Regions from separate parts of the Homo sapiens genome. Here region 1 is linked to region 2. The links are chromatin loops, found by intact Hi-C in ENCODE. Cell type or tissue: left ventricle myocardium inferior. All regions are shown on one strand. Links, peaks and the distances in the headings refer to the core of each region. The heading gives the core; the rest is flanking DNA.

Region 1 (10,260 bases), core at 832-8,831, 170 kb after region 2:
AATAGATATTACATACTGTAGTGGAAAAGGCCACTGACTAGGGAGTCAGGAGACTTGGGTTCTGATCTCAGCATTACCACAAACTAACCAGCTGTGTTGCTTTGAGCAAATGACTTGTCTTTTCTGGATATTAGTGTACTCAGATTGGAATGAGGACTAGATAATCTCTGAAGCCTCTTTCAGTCTTACCATTGTCTTTTTCTGTGACATAAAGTAGAATACCTGAGTTGGAATGAGACCTTAGGTCTAATCCATTATTCCTTTATAGCATGAGAAGAAGCTATGCAAAGACATTGTGGTGAATGGCAGAACTAGTACTAGAATCTCCTCGAACAGACTATTACTCTGCATTAAATGGGGAAAGCATTATCCATTGTAGAAATGGCCAGCTAACTCATTGCCTTTTATTCTTATATGATTCTTCAGTGCTTCATGTTGCAATCCTTGAGTCAAGCTGGAGAAAAATGATTGCAAATTGTACTGGTGCTGTAATTAAAAGGGATTTGTCCTTTGCAAAACCTTAAATGATAAATGATAATGCATGAAGGCATTCTAACTAGCCAACATTAAAGAAACCATATTTCCAGCAAAGGTAAAATCTGTTAGTAAGTAGGATAGCATGAATTCAGACCTTAGCGTTTGTGCAATTTGTGTGTGATGGCAAAGTTAATGCCCTATTCCAAAGTGATGGATTTTAATCATGAAATCTGTAATAATTCAAATGTCTTAATTACTTTGGTTCTTAAATTGTCCATATATGGTTTAGACCAGAGTTGAACAAACTAGCCCATGGACCAAATCTGTTTTTGTATGCATGAGCTAAGAATTGTTTTTACATTTTTAAATGGTTAAGAGGCTGGGTGCAGTGGCTCACGCCTGTAATCCCAGCACTTTGGGAGGCTGAGGTGGGCTGATTACTTGAACCAAGGAGATCGAGACCAGCCTGGGCAACTTGGCGAAACCTCATCTCTACAAAAAAAAAAAAAAAAAAGAAAAAAGACAAAAAATTAGCCAGGCATGGCGGTGCATGCCTGTAGTCCCAACCACTTGGGAGGCTGAAGCAGGAGGATCATCTGAGCCGGCAGGTTGAGGCTGCAGTGAGATGAGATTGTACCACTGCATTCCAGCCTTGGTGATAGAGTGAGACTTTGTCTAAAAACATAAAATAAGATAAAATGGTTAAGAAATCAAAGGAAAAGAATATTTCATTACGTGTGAAATTACATGAAATTCATATGTTTGCATCTAAAAATAAAGTTTTGTTGGAACACAGCTACGTTCATGTGTTTTTGGATTGTCTTTCGGTGCTTTTGCTTTAAAACGGCAATTGAGTAACTGGGACAGAGATTGGCCCACAAAACCCAAAATATTTACCATCTGGCTCTTCATAGAACGTGTTTGCCAACCTCAGGTCTGGAACAGCACTGTCCAGTGTGGCAGCCAGTAGTCACATGTAGCAATTTAACTTTAAAATAACTTGCAGTGAAAGGATATAAAGCAAAATCATAAAAGGAAAGGGAGCATGGGGTGAAGTCCGGCGGAAACCAGGTCCCAAGAGTTCTCTTCCCAGGGAGTGTAAATTTCTCCAACAGCTAGTCATAACAATGTGTGAAGTTGTATCTACCCGGGGAACTCATTAGAGACTCAGTGCCCACAGTTTTTATTGGGGGCTGGTCACTTATTCACCCTCTGCCTAACAGGTACCAAAATTCCAGACTCCTAGAATGAAAGCAGATGTTTGGCATGAACTGTATTTGTACAAACAGTTTGGGCACAGTGAGCCAATTACGCATATCAATGGGGGGAACTGTTTACCAGTCAAGTACCAAGACCAAATTGATCACAGGGTTGGTCACTCAAAGACCAACTTCCATTATCATAAAAAATTCTGTTAGACAGTGCTGGTGTAAAGAACAGTGATTCATAGCTGTTTTTAAGTTATAGCCCCCTTTGAGATTATGAGTTTTGGATTTTTCACTCTCGGTTTTAGGCATATATATATATAGATGTAATATTTTCATATAGTTTAAGGAGTTCACTAGTTTAGAAGAAAGAACATAAGTGTTTAAAATATGTGCTTTTTAATTTTTGCCCCAGCCACCGTATGATTACGGTCAAATATGTTTTGTATTTTGGTTTAGATGGTATACTAGAGCTTAAAAGCTTGAGATCTGGTATCAGACAGATTTTATTAGAATCTGTAACCAACCATTCAACTAGTTGTTTGGCCTTGAGCAAATTACTTAACATCTCTAAGCTTCAGTTTCCTTATCTTTAAAAGGGTGGTAATAACATTATCTACCTTATAGAAATATGATAAAAAGTATAATAAATGAGATAATGCACATAAGGCGCTTAGCATGATGCACAGAATTTAGTCATTACTCAGTAGTGGTTCTTACTTGTAACTTGTTTCTTACCTCTCCTTCATTAACTTTTTCCCCTTCTCTTACTTCAGAAGTAATTTTGAGTCACTTTTACTGTGTTGTCTTAGTTGATGCTGTTGATGAACAGCTGGCTATTTGGAACCTAAGCCTAGATGGTTCATGAATTATATTGTTTAATATTTTGTGATGTTTTCTTAAATTTAAAATGCTCCTTTAATTTTTCCACTATGTATACAGTACAGCTTTTAAAAATGGAACAGTCTTTTTTAAAGGTCTTAGTTATGCAATATAATTCCTAGATGGTTTTACTGCTATTCATTTATCTAATGAACTTTAGACAAAATCTTTTACTTTTGTTGATGTTAACAAGGTCTTTTTCTTCCTATAGCTGTGCCTTTGGCTGCAACAAGTATGTTGATTACTCAAGGATTAATTAGTAAAGGTAAATATTTAAAATTTGAATTTATTTAGCATTTTGGATACCATGTTTGTTTTGTGGTATTTTCCAGGTCTTTAGAAAAAGTAAAGATAACAATGTATCATATTAAACACTATGTAGAAATTCATTGATGAATTTAAACGTTTTATCTCTGTGGACCCACTGGCTCAAATATCATGACTTGAGAATTTCTCCTGCACTAATAGCATCATTAACAATCTGCAAGAGCAAGAAGGTAACTAAACACCAGTATTAGCAGGGCAAACCTGGTCTAGGTGGGCCAATAGCAACATTATTGCCTAGGAGCTTGTTAGAATGCACATTCATGGGGACCAGGAGTCTGTGTTTTAACAAATTCGAAGTGATTCTTATATAATGATTTAAAGATCAGTAGCTCTCTAAACCAGCTTTGTCTGATCACCTGGGGCGGATGAGTGGCGGTGAGTTAGCATTATTTAAAAAATCAGAATCTCAGGGGTCTGGCAGGTGATCTATTTTTAACGAGCCACCGAGGAGACTTTCTTGTCCTAAAGTCTATTGGCTCAAATAGTACAGTAGTGGAATTGAGTTTAGATTGAGTATTAAATGTCTTGAGTCCTGCATTTAAAATGTAGTGGAGTAAGCAGTAGAGTTGCTTAATTCCTTTACTTCATGAACTATCTATCTGGTAATGGGAAGGTGTCCCAGAAAAGGATGGTGACCTTAGGATGGCCTGGAGGCCTATTGTTTTAATTAACTGGCTCCTTCAAAAATGTGACTTAATGATTGGAAGATTTAGCCTTTTCACATTAGGATATGATGTATGGTACTTAGTTTTGACACAATTAGTTGATAAAAGTAGTTTTGGAGGCAAATGAGAGGATTTTTGGGGTAAAAATTTATTTAAGGAACTTCTGAAGAACTTCATTACAATACAGTACCATGACAAAAATCTTAAACATAGAAGCGAGTCAAGATGTATGCACTTATATGTCCTTAAGACTAAGCTGTTTTATAGACTGAGATTGGTTCTGTATTGTGAAACAACAACAACAACAACAACAAAACAAAAAAAACCCCACTTGAATTACATTCTTTGTAGGAAAAACTGGCACAGGGATGAAATTACAGTGTTTATTATTGTTCTGCTTCTTTTATCTATTTTAATCCAGTGTGTCATTTAATAATGATTGGAGCTAGGTATGCAGAAGGTTACACAAAAGAATTTAATAGCTGCTAGTAGTTCACTGGAGGAAACAAATGGATGTGAACATATGTTGAAGCAAATAGAAAATTTAATTACATACTTAATAAGCTACTAAATTGTATAGTAGAGACTCTAAGAGTTGTAGGTGTTCAAAGAAGAAAGATCTTTGTAGGGCTGTTGTAATCAAGGAAAGTTTCTTGAAAGAAGTGGGTTTTGAAGGATGGGCAGGATTTAGATTAAATGAGAAGAAAGAACATACCAGGAAGGAGGGACCTGATGATGAAGACAAATAGGCATAACTATTGGGAGAGGCAATCAGGACTGAACTGAAGAGACAAAATCATGCAGGGAGGAGTGAAAAATCCATTAAATAGCTGAAGTAGAGCCAGGAGAAATTATAATTTGGATTAGGTTATGAAGAGGAGGAAGTTTTTTAGAGATTTTGGGTTTAGGTGCAGTTGAAGACTTTGGGCTACTTGAGGGTACGGTAGAAGTGATATTGGGAGGCCGAGTCGGGTGCATCACAAGGTTAGGAAATCGAGACCGTCCTGGCCAACATGATAAAACCCCATCTCTACTAAAAATACAAAAAAATTAGCCGGGCGTGGTCGTGCGTGCCTGTAGTCCCAGCTACTCAGGAGACTGAGGCAGGAGAATCGCTTGAACCCAGGTGGCGGAGGCTGCAGTGAGCTGAGATGGCGCCACTGCACTCTAGCCTGGGCAACAGAGCGAGACTCTGTCTCAAAAAAAAGGTAAAAATTGAGAGAGACTTTAAGAAAAGAATTTGGAATCCACCAAGACATTTTGCATTTAATCAAAATCCCTGACATTTTGTACAGTGGTCCTTTTGTGTCTGTGTGGATTGGTTCCAGGACCCTCCAGAGGATACCAAAATCCACAAAAGCTTAAGTCTCTGATATAAAACGGCCTAGTAAAGTTTACGTGCATATCTGCCTGTATACTGTAAATCATCTCTAGATTACTTATAATACCTAAGACTATGTAAACACTATGTAAATAGTTGTTATACTGTATTGTTTAGGGAATAATGACAAGAAACAAGTCTGTACATGTTTAGTATAGATGCAGTTTTTTTTTTCCTAAATATTTTCTATCCGCAGTTGGTTGCAGAACATGTACATATGGAGGGCTGCCTGTATCCCCTTTCATCCACAGTGTGTCATACTCCACGTGGTCTTAGATGTTCCTTCTGTTTCTTCCTGATCTGCCAAAACCATTTAAACATGCTCAGGTCTCCTCTAACTTGAGAACATTAAAAAGAAAAAAAAATCCTCCCTCATTTGTTTTTCCAGCTACTCCCAACTGCCTCATATTTGAAGCCAGAGGCAGACTTCATGAATGAGCCCTTCACTTTTTACTTCGTTTAACCCATTGCAGTCAGTGTGAGACTATCCATATGTTCTACCATTTATTGGAACTTTTCAAAAGTTCAAAAACAAACTTTTCAAAAACAACCTGTTTGTTGCTTAAATATAATGGACAGTTTTTGTTCTTGACCAACGTTACATAACTTTAACCAGTTTTTCTTGAAATAGTCTATTCTCTTGGCTTCCATGATGGCATATTCCTAAGATTTTTCTCCTACCTCAGGCGATTCCTCTGTTTCATGTTTTTTGAGTGTCTGATATGTACTATACATTGTTATATAGCACTAAACAACAAAAATTCATTAACTCTTGGTGCTTACATTCTTGTATGGGTTTTTTTGTCTAGTTGTTTGGGAAATGTTGGTGTTACTATATTTTGGATATAATATATAATATGTATGGCCCTTCTATAGGCTCCTCAAACAGAACTCAACCATTTTCCACAAAACCAATTCCTCCTTTCCCTTCATGACTGAGTGGTGTTAGTACTATCCAGGAAACTGGGACATTATCCTTCACATCTATCCCTTATCTGCCTTGTCCAATTAATGTCTTTTAGCTCTTAAATGTCTTTATTAACTATCTACCTCCATCTGTACTGCCAGCATAATTAATGCAACCATATGTCACAAAGAGTATTGCGTTAACCTTCAACAAATCTGTTTGTTTCCATTCTTGCTACTTCTCCTTAGGAAAATAAGCTATTTCTAGCACCTGACAGAGGACATACATAGTGCACATAGTACTCAAATATTTGAGGGGATGAATAGCAACCATGACACTATTATCTTTGTCTTAACTCTCTCTCTAGACTGTAAATTCCATGAGAGTAAAGAGTGTGTCCTGTTTCCTGTTAATATCCAGTATGTAGTACCTTTATGTTGTAAGTGGTCTATAACTAGTTGGTGACAGTATGAAGGAACAACTTTTTAATGTAAAAATAGAGATGTTCTTACCATCTTCCTTTTTCTATTGTCATCCCAGTTCTTATAAATGAAGGAACTGAGGCTAAAGGCACAGATTAGTTGTCTGTTTTTGTACTTTAATTACATGAAATCATACACTGAAATATTCTTTTATGTAAGTTCTTTCAACATGGTGAGATTCATCCAGTAGCATGCTGGAACTGGTTTGTACTGGCTCCTGAGAATTGGTTGTTAAATTTTCGGGAACTTTGGCAAGCTGGTTTTTAAAGTGTTGGTAGTTGGCCGGGTACGGTGGCTCATGCCGGTAATCCCAGCACTTTGGGAGGCTGAGGCAGGCGGATCATGAGGTCAGGTGATTGAGACCATCCTGGCCAATATGGTGAAACCCTGTCTCTACTAAAAATACAAAAAATTAACTGGGCATGGTGGTGTGCACCTGTAGTCCCAGCTACTTGGGAGGCTGAGGCAGGAGAATTGCTTGAACCCAGGAGGCGAAGGTTGCAGTGAGCTGAGATGGCGCCACTGCACTCCAGCCTGGGGACAGAGCGAGACTCGTCTCAAAAAAAAAAAAAAAAGAATTGGTAGCTTTACACCATGGAAACTGACAAACATTAAAATTAGAGCTTTTTATAGGGAGTGCTGGTTTACCAGCACATCATTGCACTTAACCACATTGTTGCATGTAGTTGCCCTATAGTTTTCCTCTGTGTGAATACACCAGTTTATCTATCTGAACTGTGCATTGATAATTGGTAGTTTTCAATTTTCACTGTTACAATTAGTTTTGCCAAGAATATGGTGCCTTTTTGATAGACATTTTGCTGGGTCATAGATTTTGTATATATTTATTTAGCTTTAGTAGATATTACCAAACTATTTAGACCAATGTATACTCCTACATTCTCACCAACACTAGCTATTTTTATGTCTTTTATGTTTTAGCCATTGTGGTAAATAAACACTAATATTGATTGCATTGTGGCTTGAATTTGTATTTCCCTGTAACCAATGAAGTTGAAGACCTTTCCATTTGTTTATACTTCATTTCAGCATATCTTTTTCTGTGAAGTATCTGTTTAAGTCTGTTAACCATTTTTCCATTGTATTGTCTTTTTTCCTATTGGTTTTGTGAGACTTCTCTGTATACTTTGGAATTGAGTCTTTTGTCAGATATAGATATGGTGATTATTTTTTCCCCACTCTGTTTAACTGTAGTTTTCAGTGTTAATAGAGTCCAATTTATCAGGTTTCTTCTTTCTAATAGGTGCTTTTTGTTGACTCTTTAAGATCTTCGTCTACTCTAAGGACACAAAGATGGTCTCATGCTTTCTTCTGTAAAATTTTTTAAAAAAATCTTTCATATTTAAATTTTTAAGCCATCTGGATTATTGTTCGATGTAGGATCAAGGTACATTTTCCCCTGTTAATGGATATTAATTGACCCAGCACTATATTTGAAAGGACTATGCTGCAGTGTTGTCTTTGTCATAAATCAAGTGTGCAGGTGTGGATCTGTTTCTGGACTCTTAGTTTTGGTCAGTTTGCCTATTCTTGTACTTAATACCAGACTGTCTTAATTACTACAGCTTTATCATGTAGATTTTGCTATCTGGTGGTAGTCAGTTCTATAATACGATTCTTCAGTGTTGCCTTGGCCCTTTGTGTTCCACATGACTCTTAGAATAAGCTTTTCAATTTTTGTAAAACTTTGATTTTAATTGGGATTGCATTGTATTTATAGGTGAAGTTATGGAGAATTGCCATCTTTAGAATATTGGGTCTTTCAATTCTCAGTAAGTTTTATAACTTGTCAGTGTAGAGATCTTTCATATCTTTCATTAGATTTGTTCCTGGGTTTTGAGCGTTTTTTTTTTTGGTGCTATAATTAATTCTGTCTTCTAAAAAATGTTTGTTTTTTTGTTTGTTGTTGGTATAAACAGTTTTTCATACACACACACATATATATTTGGTCTATTGACCTTACATCAAGTGATCTTTCTAAATTTACCTGTTCTAATACTTTGTAGAGTCTTTTGGATTTTCGTCATATTTCTCTTGATACTGAATTCATTTGGTTTTCCCTATTAAACAGTCTAGGGTTCTGTAGGATCATGGAAGGAGCTAATGTTGTAAGATTATATTTAAAGATAGCCTTTACTGATTTTTCTTTCTGTAACAGTGTTACTCAGAAATACTTAACTCTTTTCTTTAGGAATACTTTCAAGTCATCCCAAATATGGTTCCATCCCTAAACTTATACGTAAGTATGAACAACATTGTAGTTTTCATAGCTTTTTAAAACTTAAATAAAATTATTTTTATCAAATGTTTTATCATGTCTTACTCATATTAGTTATGTGGTTACATGCTCTGATAAATCAGTTTGTTAAAGCATTTCATTAAGTGGATTACTTGGATATTTTATTGTTAGCATAAAAAATCATCAGTTGAAATAGGCATTTTTTTGTGTCTTTATAATGTAATAGAACAATTAATTTAAAATTATTTTGTAAGGATAAAGTATTTGAAAATAAATTTTTGGTCTGTCTATGGGGAAACAAAGTTATGAAGATATTCTGATTAATCAAAATAAAGTATATTTAAAATTAAGCTTAATTTTTAAAAGAAATCTCTCTAATTTGTATTTTAAAATGTAAATAAGCATAACTTATTTACACATTGCAATATAGTTAATAGAAAAAGAAGCTACATTGCCCATCAATGATAGACTGGATTAAGAAAATGTGGCACATATACACCATGGAATACTATGCAGCCATAAAAAAGGATGAGTTCATGTCCTCTGTAGGGACATGGATGAAGCTGGGAACCATTATTATCAGCAAACTATCACAAGGACAGAAAACCAAACACCGCATGTTCTCACTCATAGGTGGGAATCGAACAATGAGAACACGTGGACACAGGAAGGGGAACATCACACACCGGGGCCTGTTGTGGGGTGACGGGAGTGGGGAGGGATAGAATTAGGAGATATACCTAATGTAAACGACGAGTTAATGGGTGCAGCACACCAACGTGGCACATGTATACATATGTAACAAACCTGCACATTATGCACATGTACCCTAGAACTTAAAGTATAATAAAAAATAAGTAAATAAATAAATAAATAAAAGAAAAAGAAGCTACATTGCTCTTCAAAAGAAGTACCTGAGGCTTTTCATGAGTCTTTCAGGTTAGCCTTTCTTTTCTATTTGAAACTCATGTGATGCAGTAAGTGCCACGTTTAGGTTATGGTTCGTAATTTATTACTTTAAGGGATTTGTTGCACCTAATTTTACTTTAAAACAATCTTGTGAAAATGGCTGTGCATATGATATTCTGTTTTATAGGAAAATAATGGCCTAAATCCTTGTGATCTAGTTCTGTTTATTTAGAACTAGAAATAAATAAATGTTTTGATGCTTTTATTCCTTATCCATTCCTCTTCCCATTATACCTTTACTAAATCTTTCCTGTATATATTATAAAGTAATTAGTATACTATAATTGATTTATTTATAGCAGCTTTATTTTGGCACACTTTTTTTGGAAACTGAATTATATCCATAGACTCTGTATATGAACTCTGATCTGATTTAATTTTGATTTCTTCTACCATTATTTCAGGAAATCTCAGTCTTTCTAAACCAAAGACTTATTTAGAATCACACTTTAAAACAAATTTTTCTTTTAGAAAATACTTTTGTCTGAAAGGCACATTCAGTTACACTTTTTGTTTGATTTTACAAATAAGTTGCTTGTATCATGGGATACTTTGCTGGAAAACTTTCTTATGTGAAAACTTGCCAAGAGAAATTCAAGAAACTTGAAAATTCCCCCCTTGGAGAAGCTTTACGATCAGGACAAGCACGACGATCTTCACCACCTGGGTAGGCCAGATTCTGATCTTTACTTAAGATTTTTAATT
Region 2 (10,260 bases), core at 1,587-9,586:
ATATATAATTTTTATTACATAAAAATTTTATTAAATAAAAATTATATATCTCATTAATTATGTATATCCTCTTTATATATCCCTTATATTATTATTAAACATATATTTAATACATAAACATTTTTAAAAGATGGAGGAGACAGATGTATGTTTACTTCAATTAAGTTTCCTGCAAATTCTAAAAGCCAAGGAAATAAAGATCCTGACCCTAAATTTAACCATACTTAACTGTCCCAATTTTTAATAATATACATCCGTGTAACTTTGGGAGGCAGTCTAAAAAGACAGCTTTTAAAATAATTTTTTTACTGTCAATTTTTTTTTTACATTTTTTAAAATCATTTTTTACTTTTAATTTTTATGAATAGATAGTAGGTGTATATACACATGGGGTGCATGAGACATGTTCATACAAGCATGCAATGTGTAACAATCACAGGGTAAATGGAGTACCCATCACCTCAAGCATTTATCCTTTGCATTCCAGACAATCCAATTATACCTTTTTAGTTTTTTTAATGTACAATTAAATTATTTTTTACTATAGGCTGGTGCAGTGGCTCATGCCTGTAATCCCAGCACTTTGGAAGGCTGAGGTGGGTGGATCACTTGAGGTCAGGAGTTTGAGATCAGTCTGGCCAACATGGTGAAACCCATCTCTACTAAAAATACAAAAATTAGCTGGGCATGGTGGCACACACCTGTAATCCCAGCTACTTGGAAGGCTGAGGCAGGAAGACTGCTTGAACCCGAGAGGAGGAGGCTGCAGTGAGCCGAGATTGTGCTACTGCACTCCAGCCTGGGTGACAGAGTGAGACTCCATCTCGAAATATATATATACATATACATATATATATGTATATATATATAATTTTTTTTACTATAGTCACCCTGCTGTGCTAGCAAATACTAGATGTTATTCATTCTTTCTAACTATTACTATTTTTGTAACTATTGACCATCTCCACTTCCCCACTCCTAGCCTCTGATCTCATCACTGCTTTTCCCAGCCTCTGGTAACCATCCTTCTACTCTATCTCCATGAGTTCAACTGTTTTAACTTTTAGCTCCCACAAGTGAAAACATGTGAAGTCTGTCTTTTGTGCCTGGCTCATTTCACTTAACATAATGACCTCCAGTTCCATCCATGTTGCTGCAAGTGACAGAATCTCATCCTTTTTCACAGCTGAATAGTACTCCACTGTGTGTATGTACCACATTTTCTTTATCCATTAATCTGTTGGTGGACATTTAGGTTGCTTCCAAATCTCGGCTGTTGTGAATAGTGCTGCAATAAACATGGGAGTGATGATATCTCTTTGATATACTGATTTCCTTTCTTTTGGGTATACACCTAGTACTGGGATTGCTGGATCCTATATAGTCACTCTATTTTTAGATTTCTGAGGAACCTCCGTACAGTTCTCCATAGTGGTTGTACTAATGTACATTCCCATCAATAGTGTACAAGGGTTCGCTTTTCTCCACATCCTCACCAGCGTTTGTTACTGCCTGTCTTTTGGATAAAAGTCATTTTTAACTGGAGTGAGATGATATCTCACTGTAGTTTTGATTTACACTTCTCTGATCATCAATGATGTTAAGCACCTTAAAAAGATACTTAAGAAGTGATTAGACTAACTATAAAAATACCCAACAAAAACTACTGATATAGTACTGTTGCACGAACTTCTTAAAAAACCTTTGTATCTGAATCACACAATCATTTGGCAGTAGCTATATGGAAGACACACATTATGAACAAAAAAGGAAAGCTAGGGCCGGGTGTGGTGGCTCACACCTGTAATCCCAGTACTTAAGGAGACTGGGGCAGGTGGATCACCTGAGGTCAGGAGTTCAAAACCAACCTGGCCAACACGGTGAAACCCCATCTCTCCTAAAAATACAAAATTAGCTGGGTGTGATAGCGCATGCCTGTAACCCCAGCTACTCGGGAGGCTGAGGCAGGAGAATCGCTTGAACCCGGGAGGCAGAGGTTGTGGTGAGCCGAGATTGCACCATTGCACTCCAGCCTGGGCAACAAGAGCAAAACTCCATCTCAAAACAAAACAAAACAAAAATACAAAAATACAAAAATTAGCCGGGCCTGGTGGTGCACGTCTGTAATCCCAGCTACCCAGGAGGGTGAAGCACAAGAATCGCTTGAACCTGGGAGGCAGAGGTTGCAGTGAGCCAAGATCACGCCACTGCACTCCAGCCTGGGCGAGAGAGAGAGACTCCGTCTCAAAAACAAAAAAAAAAAAAACAAAAAAAAAAAAAAAAAAGAAGGAAAGACAGAAAAAGGTGCTCTGTTTCAAGCCCCATTAACTGTCCTATAAGTCAAGTGCTAAAATTTTCAGGAATTATGCACAATAAAAGACCTAGATCCAAATTCCTAGAATACTTTCTGTGACAGAATGCTCCAAGGTTAAATTTGTAATTAAATTGATTCATCTACATCCAAATAAAAATCAAGAAGTCTTTGTAATAACAATAGACACCATTTACTGAACAATTATCAATTTTGTTGACAATTTTTTATAATCTTGAAAACAATGCTAGAAAGAAGATATGATTCAAATTGATAGGTGAGGTTAACTAGTCTAGAGCGATTAAGTAGCCGGTTCAAGGCAAGTCACTGGTACAGCTCAGCTTAGTCTGGATGGAAGTGCCATCTCCTTCCTTTCTCAACATTTCACTGCCTGGCCCCCCATCATGACTGTAGGTATTCCCAATATTCCTCCTTTGTCATGAGAATTCCCAGAAGATAACAGAGAAGACATGAATACAACAACCCAATAGGGCTTCTCCTAAATCTTCCAATAATTACAGCCTGAAAAGTACTCCGAAGACCCTCTTAAGAAAAGGAACATATTTCACACTATGACACTATGAAAGCCCAGTGCTTCCAAATCCTATTTGTAGTAGGAAAAAGAAGTCCTGACCTCCTTCACACACTTACATAGTAAGTATGAGGTTCTATCTTGGTCAGGCTGAAAGTTCCATAGCAAACTGATTATTATTTGGAGCTCAGGTTCTTCCAGGCATTGTGCTGCCCAGCAACCTTTTTTATCACTTCTGAATTCCAAACAATTCTCCACCTCCTTCAGTGTATCAAATCATAAGCATCTGAAGTGTCAGAAACCTCAACTCAATTTTCTCCCAGGACCTTCTCTAAACTCCTCAAGAATACTCTGGTCTTCAATGAAGACTTAAGTCACCCATTATCCACTTTGTTCCCTTCTAAAAAGAAAGTGGCCTGTCATGTTATTCCTCTACCCAACATTAAGAGTATCAAACAAAAATCTGCTAATCTGGACTTAACACAAGTTAACAACTGAGAGCAATGGTTCTATGAAAACAAAACTGAAAAGATCACTTACTAAGGAAATCCAGTTAGTAAAATAAGTGCTACATCGTGGGTTGTCCCTGCTAGTGAGCTGTGCTGAATACCTAGGGAGAGGTATACCAGTATACGATTTAAACATTTATATCTCATGAAGCCATTAACACTTTGTAATGAAATGGAACCAATACAATATGTGTCTCTTGTTTTGTAAAAGTCATGTAAAATAGCCATTTACTTAATCAGTTTATCTCACCAGAGTGTTACAAAAACTAATTATCAACTGATCATTAAAGACAGTTTCAAAGACTAATGCTTAATACACACTAGAATTAAAGTTTTTTCCTATTAAAATATATCTTCAAATGAAAGCACCAAAAAAGTACATGTTCTTTAATAAAATAATAAAACTTGATAGATACACTAGTCTTTATTTTTTTAAGAGACAGAGCCTCGCTATGCTGCCCAGGCTGGAATGCAGAGGCTATTCACAGATGTCATCATTGGATACTGCAGCCTGGAACTCCTGGGTTCAAGTAGTCCTCCAGCCTCAATCTCATAAGTAGCTGGGACTACCGGTGCATGACACTGCACCCATCAGACACACTAGTCTTTTAAAAAAAAAATACTGTATACCTAAAGATTCAAAAACATCAAACAATAATGCAATGCAATAGAGTAGAAGGAGCAAACGCCTTATTTTAAAACAATGGCATGGCTATATCACTTAGTAATCAAAAGGCCTCAAATAATTTTAAGTTCCCAGGAATGTTTAAAATTCTAGATAACGACCTGTCTCACAGGGTTGTCAAGAGGACTTAGATAACATTCACTAACTTCAATCAGTGAGCAACTATTATGTCCCAAGCCTTGGAACACATGAAACAAAACAAAGTTCACGCTCAGCTTATGTTCTATTTGATGTGGGGAATGGAACACATATGTACTAAATAGGTAGACAAATGAGATCACTTCAGTTATTGGTAAAACAGAACAAGTTAATAGTGTCCAGAATATAGAAGGTGCTCATATGTTTCTTCCATTCTTAATGGTGGTATATATCTTCTTCTGTTAAATGTATCATTGTCTCTGTTCTTGATGAATTTTATAAAAATCAATGTTAAAATATATTTTTTGTTACATTAACCCTTATCCTTGATTCCAAATGGAATGAACAGCGACAATATTAATGTTGATTCCATCAGAATAAAATAACCCAATCCGAGACATAGAAGGACTTCTCTGTTCAACAGTCAGAAAACATTGTTAGTACATTCTGAATCAGTAAATAATATCTTCCTCCCACCAACATTTATACCTGAATATAGATAATATAAGTTCCAATTCTACTAGTATTTATCAGTGAAACCAGTCTTGGATCACATAATTAGGACTCTACACACACACATACAAAAAAACAGTCTAAGGATATTTAAGCATTTCATGAATAGGATAAGATTATATCACATCACATGTGATCATTTTGATTTCTTTATTAAGTAGGAATAGCAAATAAATGATTTCTCTTAAAAATTGCAACATAGGGAGGCCAAGGCGGGTAGATCACGAGGTCAGGAGATAGAGACCATCCTGGCGAACACGGTGAAAACCCATCTTTACTAAAAATACAAAAAATTAGCCGGGCGTGGTGGCGGGCTCCTGTAGTCCCAGCTACTCGGGAGGCTGAGGCAGGAGAATGACGTGAACCTGGGAGGCGGAGCTTGCAGTGAGCCAAGATCGCTCCACTGCACTCCAGCCAGGGCGACAGAGCAAGACTCTGTCTCAAAAAAAAAAAAAAAAAAAAATAGCAACATTATACAGCTATATATAGTAGAAGCCCTTTGCTGTAACACAACTGTTGTCTAATTATTTAATCCAAAACTCCATTGAAGTAGAAATTGGGGGAAAAACAGATCAAGAGGTTCACTAAAAGTTTTATTTTAACTTAAAATATAAAATTCATGTTTATTCCCCAGCCTTTTGATATAGTGCCAAGGCCTTATCTTGCAAGGCAGATATGCTGATTACGCCATTGTCTTTTTGCCTAAAACGAAACCCATGTACATCAGCTATGACTTCAAGTTTCAATTTCTTTTTTCTTTTTTGTTTTTTTGACACGGAGTCTCGCTGTGCAGCCCAGGCTGGAGTGCAGTGGCGCAATCTCGGCTCACTGCAAGCTGCGCCTCCCGGGTTCACGCCATTCTCCTGAGAGGTGACAGCGCGCTGGCAGTCCTCAGAGCCCTCGCTTGCTCTCGGCACCTCCTCTGCCTGGGCTCCCATTTTGGTGGCACTTGAGGAGCCTTTCAGCCCACCACTGCACTGTGGGAGCCCCTTTCTGGGCTGGCCAAGGCTGGAGCCCACTCCCTCACCTTGCAGGGAGGTGTGGAGGGAGAGGCGCGAGCGGAAACCGGGGCTGCCTGCGGCGCTTGCGGGCCAGCTGGAGTTCCGGGTGGGCGTGGGCTTGCCAGGCCCGGCACTCGGAGCAGACGGCCAGCCCTGCTGGCCCCAGGCAATGAGGGACTTAGCACCCGGGCCAGCGGCTGCGGAGGGTGTACTGGGTCCCCCAGCAGTGCCAGCCCACCAGCGCTGCGCTCGATTTCTCACCGAGCCTTAGCTGCCTTCCCGCGGGGCAGGGCTGGGGACCTGCAGCCTGCCATGCCTGAGCCTCCCACCCACTCCATGGGCTCCTGTGTGGCCCTAGCCTCCCCGACGAGCACCACTCCCTGCTCCACGGTGCCCAGTCCCATCGACCACCCAAGGGCTGAGGAGTGCGAGTGCACAGCACGGGACTGGCAGGCAGCTCCACCTGCAGCCCCTGTGCAGGATCCACTAGGTGAAGCCAGCTGGGCTCCTGAGTCTGGTGGGGCCTTGGAGAATCTTTAGGTCTAGCTCAGGGGTTGTAAATACACCAATCAGCACTCTGTATATAGCTCAAGGTTTGTAAATACACCAATCAGCACCCTGTGTTTAGCTCAAGGTTTGTGAGTGCACCAATCAACACTCTGTATATCTAGCTGCTCTGGTGGGGCCTTGGAGAACCTGTGTGTCCAAACTCTGTATCTAACTAATCTGATGGGGACATGGAGAACCTTTGTATCTAGCTCAGGGATTGTAAACGCACCAATCAACACGGTGTCAAAACAGGCCACTCAGCTCTACCAATCAGCAGGATGTGGGTGGGGCCAGATAAGAGAATAAAAGCAGGCTGCCCCAGCCAGCATTGGAAACCCACTCGGGTCCCCTTCCACACTGTGGAAGCTGTGTTCTTTCCCTCTTTGCAATAAATCTTGCTACTGCTCACTCTTTGGGTCCATGCTGCTTTTATGAGCTGTAACACTCACCGCGAAGGTCTGCAGCTTCACTCCTGAGCCAGTGAGACCACGAACCCACCAGAAAGAAGAAACTCCCAACACATCTGAACATCAGAAGGGACAGACTCCAGACGCACCATCTTAAGAGCTGTAACACTCACCGCGAGGGTCCGCGGCTTCATTCTTGAAGTCAGTGAGACCAAGAAACCACCAATTCCGGGGACACTCCTGCCTCAGCCTCCTGAGTAGCTGGGACTACAGGCTCCCGCCACCAGGCCCGGCTATTTTTTTTTTTTTTTTTGTATTTTTATTAGAGACGGGGTTTCACTGTGTTAGCCAGGATGGTCTCAATCTCCTGACCTCGTGATCCGCCCGCCTCGGCCTCCCGAAGTTTTGGGATTACAGGCGTGAGCCACTGCGCCTGGCCAAGTTTCAATTTCTTTAAAGTGACAGAAGAAACTGAAGGTATCCAAGGGCAAAATCCTTCCAATCTTGTATACTTTCCTGGCCTATGTGAAATTCAAATGCACATTTTTCTCGGGAATTAATCTTTATGAAGTCTAACCAAAGCATTCAACTTTGTTTACACTGAAACAACTCTTGCTTTTGAATCGCACTTTATTGAATTATGTAATATTTAATTGAATTACATAATCACAATAAGTATAACTGGCATAAACAGATTTGTTTAAAAATATAACCAATTCTTGTTAAGCCCACAACTTAGCCTGTTAGGAGCAGAAATGGTAGCAGGGAATTTCATCAGTATTTAGTAGTGTGCTCTACAGGCATTTAAAAATATATTTTACAGAGGAATAGAGGATATTGGTGAAACCAAAGAGTTGTTTGAGAACTTCTAGGAAAATTTTTAAAATATTAGGCTACTTAACATTTAAAGAAAGTTAAAAATAAAAAAATTATCAATAGCAAAGAATCTTTAAAATATCATTCCCTTCAAATTACACATATTTTTGTTAAATCATAAGCATCTATAAATAATTCTACAGTTAAAAGCTGCAGGTAGATTTCTATATATTCTAAGCTAGACTTATTCTCGGTTGATTCTCTCACAAACGTACAACTGTCAGTACAGATTACAATCTTACCTAAAATATCTTAGGAAAAAATAACGATTTTTTGTGTGTGTGTTTTTGTTTTTTTTTTTGAGACAGAGTCTCTCTCTGTTGCCCAGGCTGGAATGCAGTAGTGCGATCTCGGCTCACTGCAACCTCATCCTCCCGGGTTCAAGCGATTCTCCTGCCTCAGCTTCCCAAGTAGCTGGGATTACAGGCGCCTGCCACCATGCCCGGCTAATTTTTGTATTTTTAATAGAGACGGGGTTTTGCCATGTTGGCCAGACTGATCTCAAACTCCTGACCTCAGGTGATCCGCCTGCCTTGGCCTCCCAAATTGCTGGGATTACAAGCGTGAGCCACCGCGTCAGCCCGAAAAAATAACTTTTTAAATATTGAATTAGTAATTAAAGAAGTTGGAAACAACTGATTCAAGTATAAAGCTTTGAGATTACATGCCATTTTTTTCTCTAAAAGAATAGCTCTTTCTTTGCATCTTTTTACATGAAGTCTCTCCATATCATCGAGTTCTCCTTTCAGTAAATGAACAAAACTGTAACACCCCTTAGGTGAACTGTACTGGTCATATTTTAATGACTTCTGGCTAAACCACTGCATTATCTCTATCCCAGAACCACCAGTAAATAGGAAGTAAGATTCACTTATGTTGAGACGCAAGTAACCTATGTGTACATTGGTATGAACCGTCATATTTACAATTTGTATATGCAATATAAATTTAGTATCAAATCTTGAGATTCAAGAGAAGGTATTGGCCGGGTGCGGTGGCTCATGCCTGTAATCCCAGCACTTTGGGAGGCCAAGGCAGGTGGATAACAAGGGTCAAGAGATCGAGACCATCTTGGCCAACATGGTGAAAATGATTGGCATAGCATTTCAAACGATGAAGCACAAATGGTCTACACAGAAATCAGGAAAAAATGGTTGAAAAAATTAACTCTAGATGGATTAAAGACTTAAATCTAAGACCTAAAACCATAAAAACCCTAGAAATATAAAAATTAGCTGGGTGTGGTGGTGTGTGCCTGTAATCTCAGCTACTCAGGGGGACTGAGGCAGGAGAATCGCTTGAACAAGGGAGGCGGAGGTTGCAGTGAGCCAAGATCGCGCCCCTGCACTCCAGCCTGGCGACAGAGCAAAACTCCATCTCAAAAAAAAAAAAAAAAAAAAAAAATAGAGAGAGAAGGAATTGATCAGTACAAGTACATTGGAAGAGCCAGACACTTTAAAACCAAATCTCTCTACATAAATTGCCAAATAATTTCTTTAAATTAATTTTAATAGTCATTTCCTGAGGTTGAATTTTTTTTTGCTTCCCCATCCTCAGCCCTGAATTTTATTTTTGAAGAGAAAAATCATGCAAGAGTTATTCCACAAAGAACCTGTAGCCTCAGAAATTTCAACATACATCAGATTATTTGCTGTTTCATGATTATGCTTTATTTTGATCTTGACTAGTAAAAACATATATACCATAGGAAATTCTTAATCATTAGATTGACTGCTTATTTGCAAATTAATACAAATTATAAAATCTAATTATTATAAATTGTAACATGTGTGCTGTATTTAAGAGTATAAGATAGTCTTTAAAAAAAAGAACCAGTTAAGAGATAAAAGTAAGGAGCCATATAAATAGGCATACCATATTACATTTAAATACCAAGTCCAATTATGTAGGCTGTAGTAAAGTGAAGAAAACAACTAAATGATTCAAGTAACTGCACATATTAATATATACATATTTTCACTTATGCATATACACTGTTGAACACAAAACCAAGTGCTGGCTGATTTATATTTTTTTAATTAAAATTATGAGATGCCAACCCATCAGTGGCCTCATTTCCATTTCTACTCAAATAAGCGAACAGTATACAAAATTGGTAACTCCTAATACCAGTACACACTAGACATCAATATATATTTCTTTTTAAAATGTAAAAGCTCCTTCTTTATTCTTTTACGTAACTGGTATTTTTTAAAAAGAAAGTATGGTTTCTCATAAATATACTATTTTTTAAACTGACATGAAACGATGGTAGGGAGAATATAAGGTAATGGGAACTCTCATATCCTACCCTAAGGAGCTTAAAATGATAAAGTTTTCAAAGGTAATCGCATTGTCTATCAAAACTTAAAAGGCAGTAGAACAGAAAATAGGAGAATCTAGGAAGGGCAGGGGGAAGGTGGGGGAATAGGGAGAGATTTGTTAAAAGATACAAAATTGCAGCTAGATAGGAGAAATAAGTTCTAGTGTTCTATACCACTGTAGGATGACCATAGTAATAATATACAGTTTCAAACAGCTAGAAGGAAAATATTGAATGTTCTAACACAAAGAAATGATAAATGTCTGAGATGATAGATATGCTAATAACTCTGGTAAGATCACTATACACTGTAAGTATCAAAACATCGCTATGTAACCCATGAATATGTACAATTATGATGTCAATTTTAACAAATAAAATGTAATATAATTTTAATATGAAATCTTATACTAATA

The links. Hi-C counts contacts between places; a loop is a spot of excess contacts. Peaks named below come from ENCODE experiments on the same cell type or tissue, not always from the same donor. Only the 100,000 strongest peaks of a DNase experiment are listed, where the experiment ranks them.
Region 1: it touches region 2 in a loop (2.5-fold over the local background); 4 of 110 quality-filtered maps call a loop at or near these places.

What each region holds. Positions count from the first base shown.
Region 1 is chr4:48,839,861-48,850,120 of GRCh38, forward strand. OCIAD1 (OCIA domain containing 1) reads left to right here. Exons shown (of 9, transcript NM_017830.4): 4 at 2,776-2,829; 5 at 8,539-8,586; 6 at 10,087-10,222. Among named protein-coding and RNA genes, the nearest start is that of OCIAD1, 14 kb to the left of the region's middle. In left ventricle myocardium inferior, for the core only: no CTCF peak of the experiment used is centred there; no DNase peak of the experiment used is centred there.
Region 2 is chr4:48,669,607-48,679,866 of GRCh38, forward strand. The region is part of intron 3 of FRYL (FRY like transcription coactivator); the gene reads right to left. Among named protein-coding and RNA genes, the nearest start is that of FRYL, 110 kb to the right of the region's middle. In left ventricle myocardium inferior, for the core only: no CTCF peak of the experiment used is centred there; no DNase peak of the experiment used is centred there; H3K4me3 peaks cover 293 bases; H3K27ac peaks cover 1,854 bases.